Regions from separate parts of the Mus musculus genome. Here region 2 is linked to region 1. Evidence: chromatin loops called from intact Hi-C (ENCODE). Cell type or tissue: gastrocnemius. All regions are shown on one strand.

Evidence for each region. Peaks named below come from ENCODE experiments on the same cell type or tissue, not always from the same donor. Only the 100,000 strongest peaks of a DNase experiment are listed, where the experiment ranks them.
Region 2: a loop joins it to region 1, with 7 times the contacts of the local background. A loop is called at or near these places in 32 of 42 quality-filtered maps.

The regions. Positions count from the first base shown.
Region 1 is chr17:32,345,703-32,353,702 of GRCm38, reverse strand. It overlaps Akap8l (A kinase (PRKA) anchor protein 8-like), which reads left to right and starts at 3,126. Exons shown (of 14, transcript NM_017476.2): 1 at 3,126-3,216. The coding sequence starts at 3,204. In gastrocnemius, no CTCF peak of the experiment used is centred here; DNase peaks (open chromatin) are centred at 3,040, 3,475 and 4,566; H3K4me3 peaks cover 3,188 bases; H3K27ac peaks cover 5,859 bases.
Region 2 is chr17:32,427,815-32,435,814 of GRCm38, reverse strand. No RefSeq gene overlaps it. Among named protein-coding and RNA genes, the nearest start is that of Pglyrp2, 11 kb to the right of the region's middle. In gastrocnemius, a CTCF peak has its summit at 3,620 (motif pointing right); no DNase peak of the experiment used is centred here.

The sequences.
Region 1 (8,000 bases):
GGTGGGAATGAGGTTCAGAAATGAGACTCGGCTGTCTTAAGATAGGACTTTAAATGTAATACTGGGGACCTCTTCCCAGGCCTTGAACATACCAGGCAGGTGCTCTGCCATTGAGCTGTACCTTGCTAGCTCTGAGATAAATGTCAGAAAGCGATATCTGAACACAAATAACAAGAGGGAAAGGGAAGTACTCTATTTTAATTTTTTTTTATATCTTTCGGTTTTTCAAGAAACATTTCTTCCTGTAGCCCTGGCTCTCCTGGAACTAGGTGTTAAGACAAGGCTGGCCTTGAACTCAGAGATCTGAGAGCTGGGATTAAAAGCATGAGCCACCATTACCCTGCCTGATTTTTTTTTTTTTTTAAGTTATGTGTTTTGCTTTTCAAGACAGGGTTTCTCTGTGTAGCCCTGGCTGTCCTGGAACTCTATAAACTAGGCTGGCCTCAAAATCAAGGGATCCACCTGGATCAAAGGCTTGCCCACTACCAGTACCTGACTTGCCCAGCCTGACTTTATTTCTTTAAACAATGCTATTTTCTTGCTCAGCTAATGTTTACTGAACATTTCTAAGGTAATAAGATTCTGTTATCTCCTACTTTTTTATTCCTTGTATCTTTTCAGTTCATCATCCTCACTAACCAGCCAAGTGCTGGAAAGTGGGATAATCTAATTAGGTGTGGACAACTCTGGGCAGCAGCAGGTCCCTCCCAACCCTGTTTTTCTCTCCTCCCCTACTGTGTCTTTATGCCTGGGGAGGAGGGTTTAACAGGCTCAGTGACAAGCCTGCAGGGGTGCTCTTAGCCCAGGAATGTGTTCTTTTGTATGGTGGCTCTTCTCATCCTTTACTGTCATTGGTCATATCCAAGACAGGAAAAGAAGTGGGATTTCTCATGCTAAGAACTGACCCAAACATGTTTCTTCATAGCAATTTAAAATATAAAATCCATTTTTTTAAAATATAAAGGCGACAAATTTTAAAAGTTCCAGTGACAGAAGTAGTAACATGGAAGTCCTTCCTACCTACTACATAGGTAGTAGCCAGCTGTATCTTTGTACACAGTAACACGTTACTCTACACTGATAGCTGTATATTTTTGCAAGGATCGTATACCATTCTCACAACAGACCTTTTCCTAAAACTCCTGAGCATAGCTTAAGTCTTTGCTTAAACCACTCCATGGTCTCAAAGAAACAATCTTAACTTTTAGGCTAAGCTCAACCTGTGAGGACATCAGAAATTAAACAAGACCTTGGGTGAAATCACACCAAGTGCTACAAAGTAAACTGCAGGATCTAGAGATATCATGGGGCTGTACTTTATCTAGGATTCCAGAAAGTATGGCACTCCAAAGAGGCAGTACACATAAAGCGGACTTATGTCGCATGTTCCCGGGTCACATGCACATGGTCCACTGCAACTGGCTTTCTTTTGCAAAAGTGGGGAGAAATTATCGTCAGGACATTGTATCTGGACAAATGGTAAAAACAAGCCCTTTTAATCACAGCAACAGCCTAATCTATACTTCTCTACCTCCCCTGCCCCAACTAAATTGTGAAGAACAGTTTTGGCTATCATATCAACTATTTCAGTATGTTTCTTTGAAGGATCTAGGCCTTTTAAAGAATGCCATTGTTATTACCCCTAAAGAAACTGCTAACAAGAACTGAGAGGTGGCTCAATGGCAAAGAACACACACTGCTCTTACAGAGAACTTGGATTTGGTTCCCAGCACCCACATGGCAGCTCACAGTAACTCCAGGGTATCCAGTACCCTCTTCTGACCACCTCAGGCACTGGGGGTGCATGTAGTTGCATAGACATATATTCAAGCAAAACAAATACATAAGCCTAAAAAGAATTGATAAACATTCCTTAATACCAATAGAACACCTACTTTAACATTTCTCAAAACCATAAGAAGGTACATGAATCATAGAAGCAGAGCTTGCTGTAGTTTATCCATTGTTTTATTTTTAGGGTTCTTCCAAGGATACCTCCCATGGTGACTTTCCACACAGCCAGGAGGAGCCAGGCATAGTGCTTAGAACAAGGCTGGTACTGGGTTACATTTTTCGTTTTGTGGAGCTGAGCATTGAACATAGGTTCTTATGTCAAGCATTTGCAATAATATATGATACATTGAGATATACTACTTGTATAACAAATAGCATACACATAAACAGTTATTTTTAAAGTGGTTTTTGAGAGGCAGGAGAGATGGCTCAGCAGTTAAGAGCACTAGCTGTTTTCCCAGAGGACCCAGGTTCAATTCCCAGTACCTTCATGGCAGCTCAGGGCTGTCTGAAACTCCAGTTCAGGTGATCTGACACCCTCACACAGACACGCGCAAGCAAAACACTAATACACATAAAATTTTCAAAAGCATCTTTATTTTGCAGTTGGAGAGCTCACATAAGGCCTTCTGTACATGCTAGGATAAAATGTTTTTCCACCAAGCTATATCCTTACAAACACTATTAATTGTTATGTAACGATTAATAAGAAAATAATATTTACTATTTACTTTGTGAAACTGGCCCTAATTCTTTACCCCTCCTTGAAACGGGGACTCACTGGAACCCAGAGTGGCTTAGAATTCATATAGTATAATCTGACCTCAAACTCGAGTCATTCTGTCTCAGGCTCCGGTATTCTGGGGTTACAGAAGTCAGCTACTACACATGGCCTTCTTCGTTTGTTTTAACGTTATCTCACATAACGTTTGTCAGGACCTTGTTTAGCAGTTAGATACTAATTTTCTCCTTTCAACATGGCTTTACCATTCTTGACTTCATTTCAGTGGCGGGGCGCAAGACGGTCGTCTCTGCTCACGCTGGCAAGTGTCTCGCTCGCACACACCAGGCGAGCACACGCGTGGGCTCGGACCTCTAGGTTGCATGCAGCTCCGCCCCTTCGAACCTTTCCATCTTCTCCCCTTGGCCTATTGGCGCAGGTTTTTGTTAACAGGAGGCGGAGAGTAAGGCGGGGTCGTCGGGGGTTGGCAGTATCTCCAACCACTGTCACGAAGAGGTGTAAAAATAGACAGGTAGCGAAACCAATAGGCGTGAAGTCCGAGGTTTGCAGAAGCCAATGAGATAAGGAGGCGGGGCTGGAGCGTGTGTGGAAGGACCCCAGGGATTGTTGTGGCGTCAGACGCGCAGAGTAGCGGTCTGTGTCCACGGCTCGGGTGTTCTCTGCGGCCATGAGCTACACAGGTAGGCCCAACAGGGTGAAGGCAGCGCTCTGGGCCGGGGCGTCAGGACGGGCTGAGTCATGCTAGGATCTCCTCTTGTAGTGTCGTGGTCATTGCCCTCTGTGGTCACAAAATGGCGTCTTAGGCTCTTCCCTTCGGGGTCGCATCCCTCAAGCTTCGGCTCTCACTGACCTCAGCCGGGCATCTTGGACTCTCCTGGCTACTCAAGGATTTGCTTGTGTCTTCTGTGACCGTAGGTCTTGGGCCTCAACGTTAGGTTCAGGCTTCCCGCACCTCCGTTCGTCATTCCCTGGCTAGTGCCCCACGGACACCCACGTCTAAGACGTCGCTTCTCAGGCCTGAGCTTCTGAGATCAGTCCGTTGGGGCGGCTGCTGTCGCCATTGCCTCCCTTGAGCAGTTTCTGTGCAAAACGTCGCAGACCCTTACTCATGGCACTCCCCCCACTTCATCTGGTATAAAGCGGGAGGGGGGGAGAGCCAACCTCCCCTACCTCACTCCCCCAGGGGGCGGTGAGAATCTGTAAATCTATATGAAGGCTCTGAACCGTTGCAGGGAGCTTTAGAGAGCAAGCTTGAACCCTGGTGACGAATGACTACTTTCCACTCAACTTACCGAATCAGGTGCTGAATAGACACTGAATGCTGACAAGAATTTCTTAAGCATCTTATAGGCGAGGACAGACAAAATACAATAAATATATTATTTTGGGTCTTGGGTATCCTGAAGAGATTCAGCCATTACACGGAGAGCTTTGAAGCCTCTGGGAAGGGTGACGTTTAAGAAGAGATGTAAGCAAAATAGGAAAGAGTAAAGATAGCTGTCGCTGTAAAACATACTGGGCTGGAACCGCCTACCTACTTAGATCAGTGATATTTGAGCAAAGAGGAAGGTGGGTGAGGAGCATGGTGAGGGGTGTGGAATATGCTTGAGTGACTGTAGAATCATTCTTGAGTGAGTTAGTTGCCAAGGCTCCCTGGGTTTGCCAATGAAACTTATCAGTCAGTGCCACAGACAGTGCCTCCCACTTTACTGGAGGTATTTCAGGCTTGAACTTAAGTGGTTGCTGGATAACCCACATTCTGTTTGGAATGTTTAAGGCTTTCAATGGAACCTGAGCTTTATGCCAGTCCTCCTAAGCCCCTGGGTCAAATGCTTGCCAAGAACCTTGGGATTTTTAACAACCATCCTCTAGGCCAGTGGTTCTCAACCAGGGTGATTTTGCCTGCCTCACACCTCCCAGGGGTACATTTGGCAATATCTGGAGTCCTGTTTTGTCTTATCTATATAATGTGTGTATGGGCAGGGGGGGGGTGGAGGTGGGGGACTGGTATGCAGTGCTACTGACATCTAGTGGATAAAGGGTAGGGCTGCAACTCTGCAGCCTGAAGCGCATAGTATGGCTTCCACCACAACATACTTTACTTTATTTACATGTATCTGTCTGCATCTACATGTATGTGTTTGTGTGAGTGTGTCAGCCATGTATGAAGGTGCCCCTTGGGACCAGAAGAGAACATGGGTCCCTTGAAACTGGAGTTAACGGAGGGTTGTGAGTGAGCCGCCTGACATGGGTTCTAGGATCTGACTCTCGTCCTCACAATTGAGCAGCATATTTCCAACCCTTCAGTGTTTTTTTTTTTTAATAAATTTGTTTATTTAATTTTGTTCATATGAGTGTTTTTCCTGAATGTGTGTGTCTGTGCACTGCCATGTGAGCGCCTGTAACTCTATAAAACTAAGGGTAAAGATGATTATGAGCCACCCCCATGGCTTCTGGGATTGGGGTCCTGGCCCACTGGAAGAGCAGTACTCTTGACCACTGAACCATCTCTCCAGTTGCACTCCCCACCCCAGTGGTTTTTATAGACAGCTATTAAATCATTAGTACTTAAAATTTAAGCATCTTGAGAAGGCCCTGGACCCCCAGGGGTGGGAAAAATCTAATTGGACACAATCTCTTTAGGAAGGATGGCAAAGACTCGGTCTCTATATTTGTGTTTTCTCTTTCCCCAAGACCTGGGCTCAGTTCCTCTCCTTGGAAAGTAAAGCTGAAGTTGAGTCCACAGCTTTCTTTTTTGGAGTCCTTGTAGCTGGATGTATTTGCAATTCTACCCTGAAGAAGTATGGTCTCTTCACCTGGGGTCAAGGTGGTACCCTGTAACTGAATACACTAGGGACAGCTTAGTGATGTAGTGTTGGCCTAGCTTGCCAAGGCCTTGAGATTAACTCAACTCAAGGACCTCAAAGCAGAAACCGTATTGATTTTGCACCACATACATAAACGGTATTCATTCTCCCGGGTCCCTGTGGCCTCGGTGTAAAATTGTTCACGTTTGCAGAGGGCACTTACTCTGCTTATGAACTGCTATGGTTGGAAGCCTGGAGGTATCCAGCCTCCTTCCCAGTTCTGAGAGTCCTCGATTTGTAGTGTTTTGTTTTGTTTTGTTTTTTTTTTTTTTTTTTTTTTGGACTTAAAAAGTACTGACTTTTCAAAGAATTTTGGACAGGGAACAGGGTCTTAATGAGGATGAACTGAGACCTGCAGCTAAAGCACCCAGCAGGGAAGCATTTATTCAGTGTGCAATATTGACTATGGTTGCTGTGGTTTTGTGTGTGTGTGTGTTTCAGGGGTGTCTCACCCTGTTTCAGCACCTTGAACCCATGGCAGAACTTGTGCCTCAGCCTCGTGAGTGCTGGCATGTAGGCTGTAACCTTCACTGAGCAGCAGCAGTATGGGAATCTGTACCCACATGATTGGTGTTTGATATGCTTCGGTTGTAACTTATTTTTATTGGAAATGCTGTCATTGATTTTTGAGTCAAGGGCTTAGTGTTTTAATCATTTCAGCACTAAGTGAAAAGATGTACAAGATACATATGTTAGACAAGGCCTTCCTAAAACTCACAATCCTCCTGCTTCTGCCTTCCCAGAGAATAGGATTAAAGGTGTACTGTGTCTGGCTTCATAGTGACCACTGAGCAATGAGTGTCCCTTATCTAAATGCTTCAGACCAAAAGGACTTTGAGATATTTTTTGGATTTTGGACTACCCCTAGTGATGTCTTGGGTCAGACCCAAGACTAAACAGTAAATCATTTACATTTCATATGCATCTGTATACATAGCCTGAAGGTTTTTATTTTGACTGGTTTTGGTTTGGGTTTTGTTTTTTTGTTTTTTTGTTTTTTGAGACAGGGTTTCTCTGTGTCGCCCTGGCTGTCCTGGAACTCACTCTGTAGACCAGGCTGGCCTCGAACTCAGAAATCCGCCTGCCTCTGCATCCCAAGTGCTGGGATTAAAGGCGTGCAGTACCACTGTCTGGCTGGTTGGTTTTGTTTTGAAACAGGATCTTACTATGTAGCCCTGGCTGGCTTTGAACTCACAAAAAGATCCCCTAACCTCTGCCTCCTGAGTGCTGGGATTACATGTGTGTACCATCGTGCCCAGTTGCCTGATAGTAATTTATATAAAATAAATTATGTGATTTTGTTTACTTGCATTTGGATTGCAACCTGTCACATAAGGAAAGTCAGGTCCAGTGTGGAATATTCCTTTGTAGCCTCAAGTTGGTAATTAGAAAGATTTAGACTTCGGTGCCAAGTGTGGCTGTCCTATAATCCCAGCAGAAGCAGGGGGACTGATTTCGAGGCCAGCCTGGTCTGCAGAGTGAGTTCCAGGACAGCCAGGGCTATACAGATAAACTATACGAAACAAAAAGTTTTGCTTTTTAAGTAAGGCTTTAAATTTTTAGGTTAGGGGCTGGGAAGATGGCTCAGCAGTTAAGAGCACTGGCTGTTCTTCCAGAGGACCCAGGTTCAATTCCAAGTATCCACATGGCAGTTCACAATGGTCTGTAACTCCTGTTCCAAGGGATATACACCGTCATACAGAAATACATGCAAGGAAAGCACCAGATAAATATAAATAATTTCATAAAGAGAGAATTTAGGCACATATCTTTTATTTAAAAAGAGAAAGAGAGAATTTAGGTTCATGCTTTCAATTCCATCACTCGGAATGCAGGTGGATCTCTGAGTTTGAAGCCAGCCTGGTCTACATAGCAAGTTGCAGGACAGCCAGGGCTGCACAGAGAAACTCTTATCTTGAAAAACAAAAAAAGATTTTAGGTTAGAGCCAGGTGTGGTGCTACACACCTTTAATCCAGGCACTCGGGTGGCAGAAGGACGTCCAGGGCATCCAGGCTACTCAAGAGAAGTCCTGTCTCAAAAAACAAACAAGAAAACTAAAAACCAGATTTTAGGGTAGAGATGCTCACACTATATTTAGTATACTTATTTCCATATAAACATGTGAAACATAGGTAATATGTTTCAGCAATGAGGTCTAAGGATAAAACTTGAAGATGGAATTCTTACCCATCAGTACATACTTCTTCATATGGGGAAACTAAAATTGTAAGTCAGGTGGCTTATGTTTATAATACCCAGGACACTGAAACAGGAGAGATACTGTGAATTTGACACCAGCCTTGGTCTCAAGTGAGACACTCTATCAAAATACAGAAACAGCCAGGCAAGGAGGTGCAAAGATTAGTATTAACATAATTTCAAAACTAACCCAATGTTTGTTTGAAATGGAAGTAGCTTTTCTCCCCGGCCCCTCCCTCTCTCTCTCTTTAAAAGAAATTTTCGAGACAGGGTTTCTCTGTGTAGCCCTGGCTGTCCTAGAACTCACTCTGTAGACCAGGTTAGCCTTGAACTCAGAGAAATCCATCTGCCTCTTCCTCCCAAGGTGCACCACCACTGCCTGGTCAGAAGTAGCTTT
Region 2 (8,000 bases), 82 kb before region 1:
AATGAATTCAATGTGTAACTGAATCTGGCCTGAACTTCTGATCCTCCTGTCTCCAACTCTCCAGTGTCAATGTGCCTGTCTCCTGTGTCCCTCTTTTGAGGGAGTGACACCAAGTTAGCCTGTGGGCAGTGGGGGTTATTTGCCCAGGCCCTCCCCTCCAGGCCCATTTACTCCACTCAACCTGGGCCCTAGCACTCCCTCACGGACTGAGCTCACACATCTACATAAAGTCCTGCATCTTCATTTACAAAACTTCTTCCCAGTTCCAGGATGAGATGCCTGGATGATTAAATCTCTCCCATCCCTTCCAGAAACTCAGCTCAGGACACCTATTGCCTATTGGAGACTCCTGGAGGCAGAGAGTCAGCAGCTCCAACAGCAAACAGCTTTTATTTCCTTTGGTACTCTGGACTCCTCTAATCCCTGTGCTGGCCTAAACCAGCTTCAACAGCTTGGCAGCTGCTCTAGATGGGCTTCAGTCCCGGCCCTGAGGCCCGGAAGCCCACAGGAATCTAGGGGCGCTCCAGATGAGGAAATAATGGAGTCCTGTGGGCCCGGATTTGCCTCAGATGTGGGAGCCCTGACATCAGGTTAATGAGATGGATTACGCCCATTGGCTAGACTCTGCCATAGCTGGGGCCTCTGAGACAGATGTGTAGGACAGAGAACCCTGAGCACACCCTCCCACGCACTCCCAGGGCCCTGTTCCTCAATCCCAGCCCACACAGTGTTGCATCTCTGTGGCCTGATTCCACCTTCACAGTGTCTATGGGAGGGGCTCTCCTTCCATTCTCAAGGTGGACGGAATGAGGGCAAGTCATGAAACTACTTACTAGAAGTAGAGGCAGACCAGGAATTTGTTAAATGTTTTAAATGAGTTTTTACTGTTTAAGAATTTCATACATGCATGCAATGTGTTTTAATCAAATCTCTCTCTCCCATCACCTCCAATTCCTGCCTTATCTCCTACTACTCAACTCCCTCCCAATTTCATGTAAATTTTTTTTAACCCAGTGAGTTAACACTAAATGCTGCCTGTATCTCATGGATGTAGGATCATCTACTGGAACGTGAGCAGTCTCTCAGATGCCACAACCTTAAAGGAAACTGACTCACCCCCTCCCGACAGCCATCACTTGGCTACTGGTAAACAGCCTCTCAGCTAGGGTGGGACTTCCTGACCACCCCACCACTTCATGCTGTGATTCTGTCTTCGATTGTGTATGCATCTCAGCCACCATGAGTTCATGTGTGCCAGGTGTCCCCTGTCATGTCCAGAAGACAGTTTCGTGGCAGTCACCCATGACCTCTGGTTCTTGCAATCTTTCTGCCTCCTCCTCTTCCAAGATCCCTAAGCCTTAGGGAGGAGGTGAATGACCCATTTAATGCCGAACACTCTGGCATTTCTTATTCTTCTCACATTGACTAGCTGTAGTGAGAGAGATGAGACAGACTGACTCCATGACAGACTTCAAATTGACAGTTAAGGAGATTGATTAGGCCTAAGAACTGGGAAGTCCAGGGAAGCCCAGGCAAGTCAATTACTAATAGAAAAACCCAGGCTCCAGCCTTCACGCCCCGATAATGGTTCTGGAATGCCTAGAGATAGAGTAAGAGAAAGCTCACCTATCCCGGAATTCCCCTAATGTGCAAGCTCACTTGGTTCTCTCCATTTTGGAATGAGAGATTCCAACATGCTGGGCTTCTGCAGAATAAAACGCTCCTGGCTTTTGCACACCATTTGGGTCTGAAGCATGATTCTCCAGCGAACAACAAACCCTTACATTAGGACTCTTTTACATTCCCTATCACGTATACATTGGGGAAGGGCACGTGCATGGCATATATATGGAGGTCACAGACAAAAAGGGCAGGAGTTACTGTTCCCTCCCACCATGTAGGCTTCATGGAACTCAAGTCTGCAGGCTTCACCCACTGAGCCATCTCGTGTGTGTGTGTGTGTGTGTGTGTGTGTGTGTGTGTGTGTGTGTGTGTGTGCATGATTTATTTGTGTTATTTATATGATTCCTTTACCTGCATGCATGTCTGTAGGCTACATGCCTGTCTGGTGCCTGCAGAGATCAGAAGTAAATATCAGATCATCTGAAACTGGAGTTACTGGTGTATGTTCTGGGAACCAAACCCAGGTACAAGAACGATGTTCTTAATCACTGAACCATCTCTCTAGGCCTGAACATATCTTTTTAAGTTATGTTGATTGATTGATTGATTGATTGGTTGGTTGGTTGGTTGATTGATGCCAGCGTGTACATATTGAAGGTCAGAAACAACTTGAGAGATTAGTCCTCTCCTTCTACCATATGGATTGGGAGTGGGGCACAATTAAAATCATGTTGTCAGGTTTGAGAGCAGGTGCCTTTCCCTCCTATGACGGTCTGAATAAGAGTGGTCCCATAGGCTCATGTGTTAGAATGCTGAGTCACCAGGGAGCAGCACTGTTTAAAAGGATTAAGAGGTATGGCTTTGTTGGCGGAAACACGTCACTTGGGGTAGGCTTTGAGGTTTCAAAAGCTCACGCCAGGCCCAATGTCTCTCTGTCTGTGGATCACGATGTAGCTCTCCAACTACTTATCCAGAACCATGCCTGCCATGCCTGCTGCCATGATCCCTGTCCTGATGATAATAGGCTAAACCTCTGAAACTGTAAACAAGCCCCCATTTAAAAACAATGCTTTCTTTTATAAGAGTTGCCACAGTCATGATGTCTCTTCACAGCAGTAGAACAGTGGTGACTAAGACAGACAGACAGACAGACAGACAGACACACACACACACACACAGAGTTTGATTTTTTTTATACCCATTAAAAATTTTGAGCTGGGATGAGAGAACAAATGTTTATCACACATGATAATTCCATCTCCATCAACAAAACTCAAATAAAAATAGCTCACCTATTTAAAAACTGTTTAAATAATGCAATTTTATATCATATAAATTTTATATACCACCAAAAAATGTTTACGAAAACAGTCAGCCCATTAGCTGGCTCTATTCAGTAATATATGTAAGATCTAGAACTGAATTAAAAAAAAACAGACACAGGGCTGGAGAGATGGCTCAGCGGTTAAGAGCACTGACTGTTGCTTCAGAGGTCCCGAGTTCATTTCCCAGTGGTGACATGGTGGCTCACAACCTCTGTAATGGGATCCGATGCCCTCTTCTGGTGTGTCTGAAGACGGCGACAGTGTACTCATAAATAAAATAAATCTTAAGGAGAGAGGAGGTGGGCTGGGAATGCAGCCTAAGAGAAGAATCCCTGCATAGAACCTCCAGTGAGGGGCTAAGAGCTTGGCTCCCTGATGAAGAGCCGTACCCAGCACTGAAGAAATAAAATCTCATTACTTATCAAATCTCAACTCAGGGGCTACAGACTGCTTCAGTGATTAAGAGCGCTGGCTGCTTTTCCCAGAGGACACAGGTTTCACACCCAGCACCTACTGTAACTATTCTAGGAGATCCGACACTCTCTTCTGGCCTACACCTGCATGTCATACACAAACATACATATAAACAAGACACCCATACACATAAAATATATTTCTTTTTATTTTTGTTAAGTTTATTTTATGTATAAGTGCGCTGTTGCATGTACAGTTACGTGCCAGAAGAGGGCATCAGATCCCTTCATAGATGGTCATACTCTTAACTGGCTGAGCTATCCCTCCAGGCCACCTAAAATATAAATAAGTAAATCTAAACAGAAAAATTCAACCCAGGACAGAGCAGAATGGCACATACTTTAATCCTACCACTCTTTTTTTTTTTGTTTTTGTTTTTGCTTTTGCTTTTGCTTTTGTTTTGTTTTGTTTTGTTTTGTTTTGTTTGGGGGGGGGGTCTTCGAGACAAGGTTTCTCTGTATAGCCCTGGCTGTCCTAGAACTCACTTTTGTAGACCAGGCTGGCCTCAAACTCAGAAATCCACCTGCCTCTGCCTCTGCCTCCCAAGTGCTGGGATTAAAGGCGTGTGCCACCTCCGCCCGGCTTAATCCTACCACTCTCAAGATAAAGGCAGGTGGATCTCTTTGAGTTTGAGGCCAGCTTGGTCTACAAAGTGAGCCATTAAAAAGAAATCTCAATTTTAAAAAAAATCAAATGAAAAATCTTGAATTGGTATGATGAGTTAGCTGGTGAAGGTACTTGGCGCTAAGCCTGTACCTGTACCTGATTGACCTGGGTTCAATCACTAGGACAGACCCAAATGGTTAAGGAGAGAACCAACTCACAGAGGGTTCCTTTGACCACTCCATTAGTCCTGAGGAGAAGTCTTCTCCACAATGCATGCAGTTTACATCGTCATCACCATCACCATCACCAAGGGTTTTGCAATGATTGCCGTGACTCCTACCACAGTAGAATATGACTTGATTTGTTTCTAGGATTCAGAATTTGCAGGTCTAGGGAATGAACCTAGGGCCTTAGTATATACTAAGCAAATACTCTACCACTGAGCGATATCCTCATAGCAAATTTCTTCTTCTTTTTCTTATTTTATCTATTTGTGTGTGCTCGTGTGTGTGTGTGTGTGTGTGTGTGTGTGTGTGTGTGTGTGTGTGTATGTGTGTGTGTTGGTGCGTGTGTATATGTGTAGATGCACTATGGTGTACATGCAGAAGTCAGTTCTCCTATTCCACCCTGTGAATCCTGGAGACCTTGGCACCTCACAAAGCCCCATAATGAGTGCTTCTCACCCTGATCACGATCCCAAGTTTAGCCCTGCTTTAAGTTCCTGCCCTTCTGACTCTGATTCTTCAGAGAGCCCCTAGGCTCTGCCTGTCTCTGCCAGTGCTCCAGGTTCTGATCAGTGTTTGTTTGCCTGAGATGCTGGCTTACTAACTGACAGACAGCCCGGAGACGCTGCTTTCTCCTTACAGGCAGGCCTCGAGAACTAGGAGGGAAGCTTGGGGAAGGGGGTGATTCATTATGGAATCTCCAGATTTTCTGCTGCCACCCAGGCCCAGCCCAGCCCAGCCCAGGTGCGTTGGTGACTGGGTATCTGATGTGTGGGCATGGATGTTCGTGCATTTCAGAACCTAACCCAACCTGGCCCCAAAGCCTTTCTTACTTAGGTTTTCACATACTAAGCAAACAATCCTTGGTACCTAATTTGTCTCTAGGCACTACAGAACGAGGCTTCCCTTTATCTAGGGGCAAGAGAACTGGTCAAAGATAATATATGGACTATGGGCCTAAAGACAGCAAAATGGCTCAGTAGATGACGGTGCTTGCCACGGAGCCTGGCTACCTGGCTGCCTGGCTGCCTGACTGCCTGACTGCCTGACTGCCTGACTGCCTGACTGCCTGGCTGCCTGGCTGCCTGGCTGCCTGGCTGCCTGGCTGCCTGACTGACTGACTGCCTGACTGACTGACTGCCTGACAGCTTGACTGCCTGGCTGCCTGGCTGCCTGGCTGCCTGGCTGCCTGGCTGCCTGACTGCCTGACTGCCTGACTGCCTGACTGCCTGACTGCCTGCCTGCCTGGCTGCCTGGCTGCCTGGCTGCCTGGCTGCCTGGCTGCCTGGCTGCCTGACTGACTGCCTGACTGCCTGACTGCCTGACTGCCTGACTGCCTGACTGCCTGACTGCCTGACTGCCTGACTGCCTGACTGACTGGCTGCCTGGCTGCCTGGCTGCCTGGCTGCCTGGCTGCCTGGCTGCCTGACTGACTGCCTGACTGACTGACTGCCTGACTGCCTGACTGCCTGACTGCCTGACTGCCTGACTGCCTGACTGCCTGACTGACTGACTGCCTGACTGCCTGGCTGCCTGGCTGCCTGGCTGCCTGACTGCCTGACTGCCTGACTGCCTGACTGCCTGACTGCCTGACTGCCTGACTGCCTGACTGCCTGACTACCTGAATTTGATTCCCTGGACTCTCACAGTGGAAGGAAATGACTCCCACAATTTGTACACACACACACATCTACACACACACACACTATGGCACACAAAACAAATGACATACAAAAAAGAAGACTAAAGAAAAGATAGGGCAAGCCTTCAGCTTGGGCTACATAAGGTGAGGGCAGATCTGATGGTACATCAATAACTCCAGCCATTGCGGAGATTGACAGAGGAGGATTGATAGTTCAGGGCCTGCCTAGGCTACATATTGAGTTCAAGGAATGGCTGGTCACTCGGTGAAGTTCTATCTCAAAATGAGAGAGAGAGAGAGAGAGAGAGGCTGAAAAAAAATGTTCTAAGAACCTAAGTTCAAACCCTCAGCACCATTGTAAAAAAAAAAAACAAAACAGATATGATGTTTCATTTCTGTAATTCCAAAACTAGGGGGCATATCCCTGGAGTTCACTGGCTACCCAACCTAGCTGAATCTACAAGTAAAAAATTCACTGAGAGATCCTCTCACGAAAAGTAATGTGATAGGAATTGAGGCACAATCCATGCCAACCTGTGGCCTCTACAGGCAGGAGCATACATATGGATACACACACGCATGCACACGTGCCCATGCGCACACATGCACGCACGAGTGTGTGCCCACAGCCAATATGAACACTTACATACAAAACATAAACAATGGGGGATGGTGTTGTGGACTGTACACTTCAGATGCTGAGTGCGGTGCCCAGAGATCTGGTTGCAATAGGGACGTTGGCACTGCCATGACTATTGGAGCATCTTCTGTATCAATGATGTGTAAAGATTGTTTTCCATTACTTCTGATTAGTTAATAAAGTGCTGATCAGCCAGTAGCTAGGCAGGAGAAGAGAATAGAGCAGGACTTCCAGTCCCAGTAAGGGGTTCCAAGGACAGAATCAGAGGAGTAGAGAAAAGGAGAAAAGGAGAAAAGGAGATGGACCCGGAGGACACACCATGAGGTCATGATGAGAGAGCAGCCATGAAGACACACATGGACCTGAGTGAGCCAGGACAAGACCAGATGGCTAGTTCTGGTGCTGAATGTGGCTCGGTAGTTGGTAGCCTGGTCAGGTTAGAATAGCTCAGAACCTGCCCTACTTAGTGCTTTCAGCCAGTTAACAAAAACTGGAGAGATGGCTTAGCAGTTAAGAACACTGACTGCTCTTCCAGAGGTCCTGAGTTTAATTCCCAGGAACCACATGGTGGCTCACAGCCATCTATAATAGAATATGATGCTCTCTCCTGGTGTGTCTAAAGACAGAGACAGTGTACTAACATATATAATATATTAGGTCTCTGTGCCATTATTCAGGGGCTACAACAAGCTGGAGTGGGTATAGACACTCCCTTCATTTATTCGGGAGCAAAGGAAGTGAAGAAACCCCCCCAGGATTTCATTTACATACATACACACACACACACACACACAATTTTCTTTTTCTGAGAGAGGGTCACTATGTAACCCTGACTGACCTGGCACTCATTATGCAGACTAAGCTGGCTTTGAACTCACAGAGAGCCATCTGCACACTACCTTCTGCTATTAAAGCCGTACGCCACCACACATAACTAAAAATTATTTTCAGTTACAAGGACTGAGAGAATATGGCTCAAAGGCATGTGCAAGGCACTGAGTTCAGTTCCCAGTATTGATTGAAAGAGAGAGAGCAAAAAAGAGAGAAGGAGGGAGGGAGGAAAAGAGCGGGGAGGTGAATCTAAGCATTGCGGTTGGGACATGTCAGTAATTCTAGAACAAACATGGTTTAGGCAGAAAAGAGTGCCATGAGCTTAAGACCAATCTGGGCTACATTCCATATACCTAGCCCCATCTCAAGAAACCAGGAAGGGGCAGGTGTAGCAGTGTATGATTTTAATCCCAGTAACTGGTGGACAGAGTCAAGCAGATCTCTATGAGTTTGAGGCCAGTGTGATCCAGAACAGCCAGGGCTATATAGTGAGACCCTGTCTCAGGAAGTGAAAGAAAGAAAGAAAGAAAGAAAGAAAGAAAGAAAGAAAGAAAGAAAGGAAGGAAGGAAGGAAGGAAGGAAGGAAGGAAGGAAGGAAGAAAGAAAGAAAGAAAGAAAGAAAGAAAGAAAGAAAG